Linked DNA regions of Mus musculus: region 2 is linked to region 1. A link is a loop called in an ENCODE intact Hi-C map of the cell type or tissue named here. Cell type or tissue: left cerebral cortex. All regions are shown on one strand. Each heading gives the region's core, and the rest is flanking DNA. Links, peaks and the distances in the headings are about the cores only.

Region 1 (5,384 bases), core at 1-5,000:
TCAAGGCTGGCGTGGCTTTATAAGACTCTGACTTTAGAAAGGGGGGAGGGGAGGGTAAAACCACAAAATTCTGATCCAGTATATCAATAATAATCCGTTATTCACCCCAGACTAATAGCTTTTATGAAGACCAAATTATTTCCTAAGTTCTCACTATGCACACAGCCTGGGTATAGAAGATACACACGTGGATAGGACACAGGCCCTCAGAGTCTAGTGGTGTAAGTAGCAAAAGGTACCAAGAGGTCAACTGAGGTAGCAGAGGTGCCAGATATTTGCAATGTAGGGTCTAGGGTTTCTGGAACTTTGACTTTCTGAAAAATTGGGCCAAAGAATTCTTAGCTCTGAGGGGTAGCCTCACATGACACAAGACAGCAGCCTACTGAAGTCAGTAATACCCCTTCCCAATTCTTACCATGGAAAATATCTGTGTTTGTCTCTAGACTTTTCCCTTTGGGGAAAAACTTACTCCCAGGTGGAAAACATACTGCCTTAGACTATGAAATGCACGGCAGAGTTATCACCAGGTCCTGCATCATGTCGATGCTGGGATGGTTTTCAGAGCTTTGCCATGCAGACTACACTAGACTACCTTACAGGTGAAAATGCTATGGGCCACCTCTAAGGAGACCTCTTCATGCCCTGTCTCTCTCCAGGTTCTCTTAAATGGTGAAAGGACTGCTTTTTTTTTTTTTTTTTTTAAAGTTTGGTTTTTTTTGAGACAGGGTTTCTCTGTGTAGCCCTGGCTGTCCTGGAACTCACTCTGTAGACCAGGCCGGCCTCAAACTCAGAAATCCGCCTGCCTCTGCCTCCCAACTGCTGGGATCAAAGGCGTGCACCTCCACCGCCTGGCAAGAACTGCTTTTATAATCTTAAAGATTTATTTATTTTTACTTTATGAGCGCTTTGCCTGCATGTGTGTATCATACCCATGTCTGGTGCCTGCAGAGGGTGGAAAAAGATGCTGGATCCCCTAGATCCAACTAACTGGAGCAACAAAGAACTGTGAGACACCTGACATGTGCTTCAAGAACTCTTAACCAGTGAGCCAACTCTCTAGGCCTGGAAGGGCATCTTCGCATCTTCTCTTTGTTTTTAATTTTTTCCTATATTGAGGTCAGCCTACAGAGAGAACCAGACTGCTCAGACACTTTCCTCCTGCCTCCTGGAAGGTCATCCCTAAGAGGGCGGAGTGTCAGCTTGCCTAGACTGGCCTCACAGTAATTTCTCAACAGTCCAGGGAACGACTAAAGAGCCATGTTGACACTTCATAGGGATTCAGTTTTAAAAATGTGTGTTCCAAATGGTTTGTTCTCTGTAAAGGTACTCTGTTGAGAAACAAAATATGATTTGTAATATACAGTTTAATTTGCTTACAGGTTCCCTCCTATGAAACATCTATTTAAAACACATGACACAAAAACTGTAACTATAAACTATCTTTTTTTTTCTTTCTTTCTTCTTTTTGGTCTTTTGAGATAAGTTTGTCTCTGTGTAATAGTCTTGGCTGACCTGGAACTTACTATGTCGACCAGGATGGCCTCTAACTCACTGAGCTCGCCTACCCCACAGAGTGCTGGGATTAAAGGTGTGCACCATCACACCTGACTACTACAAAATTTCTTTTAAGAAATGTCTTGACTTTTTAAAAAAGAGTTACTCAGTTCACAGACAGGGTCTCATTATGTACCCCTTTTAGCTTTGATCTCACTGGGTAGCCAGCCCTAAGTGCTAAGATAGGCGCAGGCCACCACATGCCATTCGGGAACATTTAAGTTTCTGTCAATTTACACAAGCAGGCAAGCTGCCATTCGAGAACAAGAACTGTCCCATATAGGAGGCACTGTGCTCACAGTGCCAAATCTCCCTATTCATCAACTTGGTCAGAAGGAGCAAGCGCAAGGTCATGGAGGTTCAACAGCTCTTCCGGTGTTAATAAGTGCGCAGGTCAGGATCCAGTTCCCTGGCTCAGCTCCATCCCTCCGCAAGGCCACTAACTTTACAAAATAAGTGGAGAACTCTACTACCTGTCCGAGTAGTTCTTATTAAAACGGACTTCCACCCACTCCACAGACAAGGCCATCAGAACACGCTCTTGCAGCAGACACTGCTGTATGTGACTCTCCACCACTTGAAAGAACAGTGGCTTCTTACAAACCATTTATAATGAGGGTCTGAAAGCAATTTAGTTTGTACTATCCAATAGGATCGCATGTTACACTTAAAAAAAAGGGCTCAGAAACTTTTTTTTTCTTTCAGTTTTCTCATTGGGGTGATGGTGGTTTAAGACACTTATTTTAAAACCCTACCATACGCGGCTCATACCTTTAATCCCTAGCAGTGGGGAGTCCAGGTGGACCTCTTAAGTTAGAGGCCAGCTGGGTCTACAGAGCAAGTTCCAAGCCAGCCAAGGCTACATAGGGAGACCCTGTCAAACAAACAAACAACTTAAACACACATACACACACACACACACACACACACACACACACACACACACACACACACACGGGGGTGGGGGACCCTTAGGATTCAGATTCCAGATTACCTCTTATCATCAGGAGTGTGCTTTCTCTTTCACTTTAATTAAAATTTAACTTTATAAACCTTTCACACACACACACACACACACACACACACAAAATCCTACATGAAAAAGTCCTAACTGCAAGAAAAGAATGGTTAACCTTCGAAATCTATTCGAAATGCCTCGTCCTGGGAATTGTATCTCGGGGGACTTAGAAAAGTTGGGTACTAGCAGTCACTCGGTGTGAATTCTCTCCACCAAACTTGATCCTGGAGCTCCTCTGGGGAGAAGCAAATGAGACAAGTAGGGACTGAAAGATGGATAAAAGCTATGGTGGGAAGGAAATCCAGTGATTCTTAGGTGCCCTGGGGCGACACCGAGTGGTGGCTGGAGATACACCTGCGGGGTACAGCAGGTTAGCCAGAGCTCCAGGAAACAGGGGGCTAGGGTTCGTCCCTTAGCTCGCGCAGGATACCCAAAGCCTGGGGGCGGGTGGGCCGCCTAGGACAGGCACACCCTCTGAGGGAGTACTCTGCGAGAGAGAACAGTTTAGGGGACCAGGCAACTGTGCCTCGACACGAGGGTCCCAGTCCCCAACCAAGCCAGTGGGCGGGGCCTCACGACGCGGGGAGGGGCAAAGACGCGCAAGGAAGGGCGCGGTCTCCGGAAACCTGGGAACCAGGAGCAACCCGGAGCCGCTGGGTCGCTCAGGACAGCGCGACTCTAAGCAGCATCAAGCACTTTCCTACCTGCCGGCGAGAGAAAAGAGCAGTCCCTGGCTGCAGCACCCGAGAGCCACAACGCTGGCACAGCACCGCCTTCCGGTTCCGGCCCTCGGCTGACACGAGCTCGTTCTGCAGCTCGCAGGGTTCCATCGCCGTGCCGCCACACCATCAGCCACAACGGCGCACGCGCGATCTGAGCTGGCTCACCCGGAACTACGCTGGCGCAGGTCCCTGGGGGCGCCCCGCCCGTGCCTCTCGCTGTACCTCTGCGCAGGCGTCTGAACTCTATTGCGCAGGCGCCTTTCTCTATTGCCGGACGGAAGTGTCAGGAGTTACTTGTGACAATCCTTTTTCACTATACCTGGTCTCCCAGGCGCCCTTAATATTGGCCTAAGCAAATCACTATGGCTAGCCTTACCACTAACTCTTGGGATATTTCCCTTGCCTCATGAGTAGATGGCGATAATTCGGGTCAGGTCACACCTCAGCAAGATTTAGATACAAAACAATTGCTTTCTATGTAAGAAGTATGTATAATGCTTAGTACATTTAGTGTTGCGAAAAGTGTGATAATATTAAGCCTAGACTAATAGTGGCCATTTATTAGGTAGCAAAGCGTTGCTTATAGTAATTTTGAAAACGTCATTTCCTTAGAGGGTATGCCCTCGGGCATAATACAGGAAGAAGGCTAAGGTTTGCAATGTGTATAGGACATCAGAACGAGGGAATTAAGCCACCTTACTGTTCTAGAATGCAGTCTTGCTCCCCTGTTAGTCCCACATTACATGATGATGGACATTGTGTATGTGAGAATAGTAACCTGAGAAGGTCATAGACTCAAATATAATAGAACAATTTCAGAAATGGATTAGGAAACAGCTGTCTAGGATGTTGGGTCTTTTATCTCTGTATTTGTTTTTCAAGGCAGGGTTGCTCTGTGTAGCCCTGGTTGTTCTCAGACAGATCTGGCCACCTTAGCTGGGATTAAAGGCATGCACAACCACTGCACACCCACTTATTTATTTAAAGATATTTTTTATAAGTGTTTGGCTTACATGTAAGTGCATTGTGTTTGCGCCTGTGGAGACCAGAAGAGGGCACAAGATGTCTGGAACTGGAGTTACTGACTGTTGTAACCTTCCACATGGGTGCCAGGAACCCAGCCCAGATCCTCTGAAAGAACAGTCATCAGCTGGCACTCAACCATGACTCATCTCTCCAGGCCCCGTAGGTATCATTTTAATTAACCATTTGGTTGTCAGGAATGAAAGATTTTAGACACAGGGTACACTAGAAAAGGATCAAATTTAAAGCTGGGCAATGGTGGCACAGCCTTTAATCCCAGCACTTGGGAGGCAGAGGCAGGCAAATTTCTGAGTTCGAGGCCAGCCTGGTCTACAGAGTTAGTTCCAGGACAGCCAGGGCTACACAGAGAAACCCTGTCTTGAAAAAAACAAAAACAAAAACCAAACAAACAAAAAAAGGGATCAAACTTAAGAATGGTTTGTAAACCAGCGACTAAAGCATATTTCTGCGTAGAGAGAGACTGTACTAATGAGATCGGAATGGTAGAATATGCCCCCTCAACACCACGGATCTGATGCATGTTAAGGAAACTGAACTTTACAGTACAAGATATGGAAATCTATGGAGCTTGGGGACAGAAACACATCAATATTTGCCAATAATTGGCTCTATATTAAGCACTGTGGTAACCACATCTGAATTTCAGAAAGAGCTGCTGATAAAGTAGACAGTGGTGGAAAAGTGTAAAGGTTAGGACATCAGTTACTTTACGTCATAAGGGAATGGATTTAACTATGACAGAACTGTGTAGAACTCAGATGATGATCATACAAATAAAGTTTCCCAGGGCTAGGAAACTGATTGATCTTGAGTTCTGTGAACAGCTTGCTTTACAAGCATGAGAACAATTCAGTCATGGTGGCACTAGCGTGTAATCCTAGTGATGGGCAGAGACAAAATTTAGAAATTTTGGGGACTCAATGGCATACGCAAGCCTGGCAACTGCAGTCAGATCCCTGGAACCTGCATAAAAGTCTGAGAGTTGACTCTACTGAATTGTCCTGACTACACACACACAGCTACCCTCATACTAAATTAAAACAAGG
Region 2 (5,384 bases), core at 119-5,118, 120 kb before region 1:
CGTCTCATATCATCCAAAGAAAGGGAGCTGGAGTCCAGGCAAGCCTGCTGAACCTCTTCCAGCCAGCGGGCCTGCTCTAAGCGAATGCGCATCTCAGTGAGCTGTGGAAGCTCAACATCAAATTCAAAGCTGACATCCAGCAACTCCTGTAGCTCGGCAGCGCTAGGCATTTCCTCAGACAGTAGTTTTTGGCTTTGCTGTTGGAAATCTTCCACACGATTCAAGAGATCCTAAAAGAAGACAAAGGCAAACAATCAAAGTCATACCATCAGAATACAAGTTCAGCAGGGTAGTGGTGGTGGGCAACTTTAATCCCAGGCCTCAACAGGCAGAGGCAGGCTGAGTTTGAGGCCAGCCTGGTTTATAGAGCAAGTTCCAGACAGCTACACAGAAAAACCCTGTCTCAGAAAACCAAAAAGAAAAAAAAAAGAGAAGAAAAAAAGAAAAAAAAGAGGAATAATAAAGAAAATAGAAAAAGGAAAAAGAGGTGTAACTTTCTTTACCAAACCATGTTATGTCAGTAATAATGTGAGTAAACAAAGCAACGTAAATGACACCTGAGAGCCCAAATAGGAGGTCATAACATAAAATTTATACCAATGAGAAGAACTGGCTGGTAGTCACTTTTTCTTACTTTAGTTTTGTTTTTTTTTTTCTGTGTATCAGTCTATGTGAGTTTATGTGCATGTGCATTCAGAGGGTATCTGCACCTTCAGGCATTCATGCTTGTGATGAGCAGAAGAGGGCATTAAGAGTTCCCTATTTCTCCGGGCTGGTGAGATGGCTTAGTGGGTAAGAGCACCCGACTGCTCTTCCGAAGGTCCAAAGTTCAAATCCCAGCAACCACATGGTGGCTCACAACCATCCAAGACAACAACAAGATCTGACTCCCTCTTCTGGAGTGTCTGAAGACAGCTACAGTGTACTTACATATATTAATAAAATAAATCTTAAAAAAAAAAATAAAAAAAGAGTTCCCTATTTCTCCAAAGCAGGCTCCCTCCCTGAGCCACATGGCCCTCACAATTTTTTCAGCTAGGAAGCCAACACGCCTTAGCCATAATCCTGCTCTGGGCCCCAGTGGAACTGGAACATGCACAGAAAATTCAACCTCTGGTCATACTGATTGTGTAGCAAGAGCTCAGAACCATCTCTCCAGCTCCGGACTTACTATGGAGCCCAGACTGCCTTCATACTTATGGCAGTTCTCCTGCCTTGGGATCTAAATGTTGAAATTTTAAGTGTGGTTCACCATGCTAGACTCAGTGGTCACTTTCACAATAAAAATCTCAACTTTATCTTCCTTTTAATAGAATCTCCTTATAACCACCCACTATTCCACAAACAAAAATTCAAATATTTGTGAATTATTGGCTCAGGTCAGGAGCACTTGCCACTCTTCAAGAGGACAGAGCAGCAGTTCCCAGCCCCCCATAACAGGTGGCTCACAACCATTGTTAATTCCAGATTTAATATATCTGATGCTCTCCTTTGGCTTCTGCAGAAACACACACACACACAATAACAAATTAACCACCAAAGAGCCAACTGACCAACTTAATGATGTCAATTGAGTATATAAATATACCTGAAGTCCTACAGATCTTTATATGGTTACCTTTAGCAACGGTGTCTGACTAAGGACGCACGGCAGAGCATACAGCTGAGTCACAAACTGTCTAAGTTCATTCACCGTCAGCTGATTCTGAGACTTTCCTCCACCAGATCGATACCTACAAAGACAAGGGCCGGAGAAAGCCATGAAGACACGTGCATTCATTACTCGGAGATGCCAATGGGTTCCTAGGTTCAGGTGCCTCAGAGTCCATTCTCATACAGTCAGAAATAGATACCTTGTTTGCCTTTTGCCATTAAGCAACTGCTGGGCAACAGAGGCACACTTTTCTGCATCCTGCGTGACTAGTCGAAGGTGACGCAAAAGATCATTGTCTGGGAATTTTTTCATTTCTGATTCTTCAATCAAAGCTTTAAAGCTGACAAGACCTAAAACAGAACAAGTCATCTTTCCTGTGATCAAGCTCATAATCACTATTACAGAGCAGAGAAGACTTTCTGTCCATTCTTACCCAGAAATGTAACACAAGCAATGTTTATCTGATTGGGGGGATGGGGAATAGTCTGACAAAGGGTACTTATAGAGTTGGGTCTTCAGGATATAAGTTTAGAATTTTTTTTAAGTGAAAATCTGCTGATTTGTGAAAGAAAAGTAATAGAGATCTACTGTGGTTTAACCCACTTTGTGGTCTTTACTTCACTGTATAGTTGACAAGAAACTGGTGGTGGTGCTCCCTTCCCCTCCATGAAAAGGGAGGGAGGGACCTGCTGATGTACAGAGTGCAGAGAACTGAGTCTGGAGGGAATGGTGGAGGGCAGGCTCAGCAGCTAAAAGCCCTCACTGTTCCCGAGGAGGGCCAGGCTTGGATCCCAGGACCCGCATAATGACTCAGGAGCATATAACCCCAGACCCAGGGACCCAGAGCTCTCTTCTGACCTCTCTAAGCACCCATACAAACACACACACACACACACACACACACACACACACACACACCATAAAGGAGGGAGAATGGCTGGAGGTAACCCAGCCGCTAAGAGTACTTGTTATTAAAGAGGACTCAGGTTCAGTTACAGCACCCACAGAGCAACTCACAATCATCCTCAAGCCCAGCCCTGTTCTGACCTCAGGGTTTATCAGGCACACAACAGAGTAGGCTCAGATACACACGCACACACATACATGCAGGCAAAACACACACATATAGAAGAGAGAAAAAAATAATGATAAGTGCCAGGGACACTAAATTTTGATTAGAACTAGGAAATGTTAAGCCAACATTTCACCAACATTTTAGTATTATACTGCATTTCAAAGAATCCATTTTAACAAAATACATAAAGTTGCTATTATATTCTTAAGATTTTTAAATTTATTCATTTATCTATTTATTTTGGTTTTCAAGACAGGGTTACTCTGTAGCCCTGGCTGTCCTGTAACTCACCCTGTAGGCCAGACTACCTGCCTCTGCCTCCTGAGTGCTGGGTTTAAAGGTGCGTGCTACCACATCCGGCTTGATTTATTTATTTTTATGTGTATGGTGTTTTGCCTACATATATCTCTATACACCATATGTATGTAGTGGCTGGGGAGGACAGAGGAAGCACTATACACCCTCTGACTGACTGTAGTTATAGATAGTTATGAGCCACCACGTGAATGACTGGAATTGAACCCCGGTCTTCTGAAAGAGCAAACAGTACTCTTAACCTCTGAGCCAACTTTCCAGCTCTATTTTGGTTTTCTGGGTCGCCCCCCCCCCCAATTTGTTTTTTGTTTTTTTGTTTTTTGTTAGGGTTTCTCTGTATAGCCCTAGCTGTCCTGGAACTCACTCTGTAGACCAGGCTGGCCTCAAACTCAGAAATCTGCCTGCCTCTGCCTCCCAAGTGGTAGGATTAAAGGTGTGCGCCACCACGGCCCTGCTTTCTATTTGTTTTTGTTTTTTTTTAAAGAAGTTTAGTTTGTTCCTTTCTTTCTTTTCACTACAGGGGGTGGGGCGTCAAAGTGGGGAAATGTGAGCCATGGTGTACATATGGAGGTCAGAGGTGAACTGGTTCAGATGTCACATGGGTTCCAGGAACCTAATCCAAGATCATTGGGCCCGAGAGGCATGTATACTGAGCCACCTCGCTGGCCCCAAAACCATCTTGTATAACCTATATACCCAGGCTTCACTGAGATGTTGAGGCCATCTGCCTCATCCATCTTGGCTAGAACCTTCTGCCAAGGACCTGGATGTAAGATTAAGCAGGAAATTAGGCTGTTTCAAAACGTTGGCTGCAACAAAATCCAACTAGACTTTGCAGCTTGAGTACCACTTTCTGCATTACTTACTTTTCTTCTTATTGATCTTTGCTTCCAAGGCTTCATTCACATTTAAGGCCCATTCATTGTAAGACTCTGCTCGAAGCTTTAATGCATTCATCATTGGATAGAGATCATCCAGAGTGTATCTATACCTGGACACAGAACACAAACAGCAATGAGACGGGCCAGTGGAAAAAACTGGACGTTATATCCTCAACATTCAGAGACCTATAATAACTAAAGACTCAGTGTGGGCTGGGAAGACGGCTCAATTGGTAGAGCAATTTACTTACAAGAACAAGAACCTGAGTTTCAATCCCCAAAACCTATGTGTGGTGGTGATCTAATTAGGAAGGGCCCCCATAGGCTCAAATATTTGAGTGCTTAATCATCATGGAGTGGTGTGACTTGAGAGGGAATCAGAGGTGAATCCTTGATGAAAGTGTGTCAGTGGGACTGGACTTTGGTGTTTCAATTGCTCAAGAAAGGCCCAGTGTCTCTCTCTTCCTTCTGCCTTTGGATATATAACCACATTCACACATAAATATGATCACACACGTGCATACATGTGCACTCAAGCCAGGGCATCAAAAAGACACTTATGCACATGCACACTCAAAATAAATGATTGGATGCTTTCCCAAAGGAAAAAAACTCATCCTTACTTACCGCAGGTTATACTTATACGGGGGGCAAGAACACAATTCTTTCACATGATGTAGGCAAACAAGTAGGCCAGGTTTACAAGAGCAGGAGATGGCAGACATGAAGCATGTAGTTTTGCATTTTATACACTGCCGCTCATCATCTGGCAACAGCTCAAAATCCATTCTTTCAGAATCAATTACTCCCTAAAACAAAATCTATATTAGAGGATTTGAAAGGATAATACAATCTAAAAGACCCAAGAAAATATGTACTATTTAGAACTATATAACCGGGCTGGAGAGATGGCTCAGCAGATAAGAGCACTTACTGCTCTTCCAGAGGTCCTGAGTTCAATTCTCAGCAACTATATGGTTGCTGACAACCATCTGTAATGTGATGCCCTCTTCTAGCGTATCTGAAGACAGAAACAGTATACTCACATACATGAAAAAAAAAAAGAACTAAATAATCTAAAAATAATAATAGCACATTATTCTACTTGTCCAAGGAGAATCCTTCTTTGGATGAGGCAGGTCCTCAAGTCTAACCACTTATTTCTATTTGAGCATTAATAAAATTGTTGATAAATGAATACTGCTGAAGTTAGCAACCTTACACCAAACTTACCTTACAGAAAGATTGGGGCACAGAGAGGAAGAGCTAAAGACACATGCTTTCTATCACAAAGGAAAAGTAAAAACACTGGCACACTTGCCTACAATGCACAGAGAGAGCCCTGGATTTGATCCCTAGCATCTTCAAGACACATACATAGAGGCACTTGAAAGATGACTCTAGGATTAAGAAGAATGAACACAGCTCTTGCAGATGACCTTAGCTCACAGCCACCTGT

Evidence for each region. Hi-C counts contacts between places; a loop is a spot of excess contacts. Peaks named below come from ENCODE experiments on the same cell type or tissue, not always from the same donor. Only the 100,000 strongest peaks of a DNase experiment are listed, where the experiment ranks them.
Region 2: it touches region 1 in a loop (2.3-fold over the local background); 1 of 42 quality-filtered maps calls a loop at or near these places.

The regions. Positions count from the first base shown.
Region 1 is chr1:134,492,702-134,498,085 of GRCm38, reverse strand. Rabif (RAB interacting factor) reads right to left here and starts at 3,447. Exons shown (of 2, transcript NM_145510.2): 1 at 3,277-3,447. The coding sequence starts at 3,402. In left cerebral cortex, for the core only: CTCF peaks have their summits at 2,913 and 4,327 (motif pointing right); DNase peaks (open chromatin) are centred at 2,948 and 3,484; H3K4me3 peaks cover 1,416 bases; H3K27ac peaks cover 1,255 bases.
Region 2 is chr1:134,612,538-134,617,921 of GRCm38, reverse strand. Kdm5b (lysine (K)-specific demethylase 5B) reads right to left here. Exons shown (of 27, transcript NM_152895.2): 15 at 4,553-4,734; 16 at 3,911-4,035; 17 at 1,854-2,004; 18 at 1,619-1,733; 19 at 1-230. Among named protein-coding and RNA genes, the nearest start is that of Kdm5b, 55 kb to the right of the region's middle. In left cerebral cortex, for the core only: no CTCF peak of the experiment used is centred there; no DNase peak of the experiment used is centred there.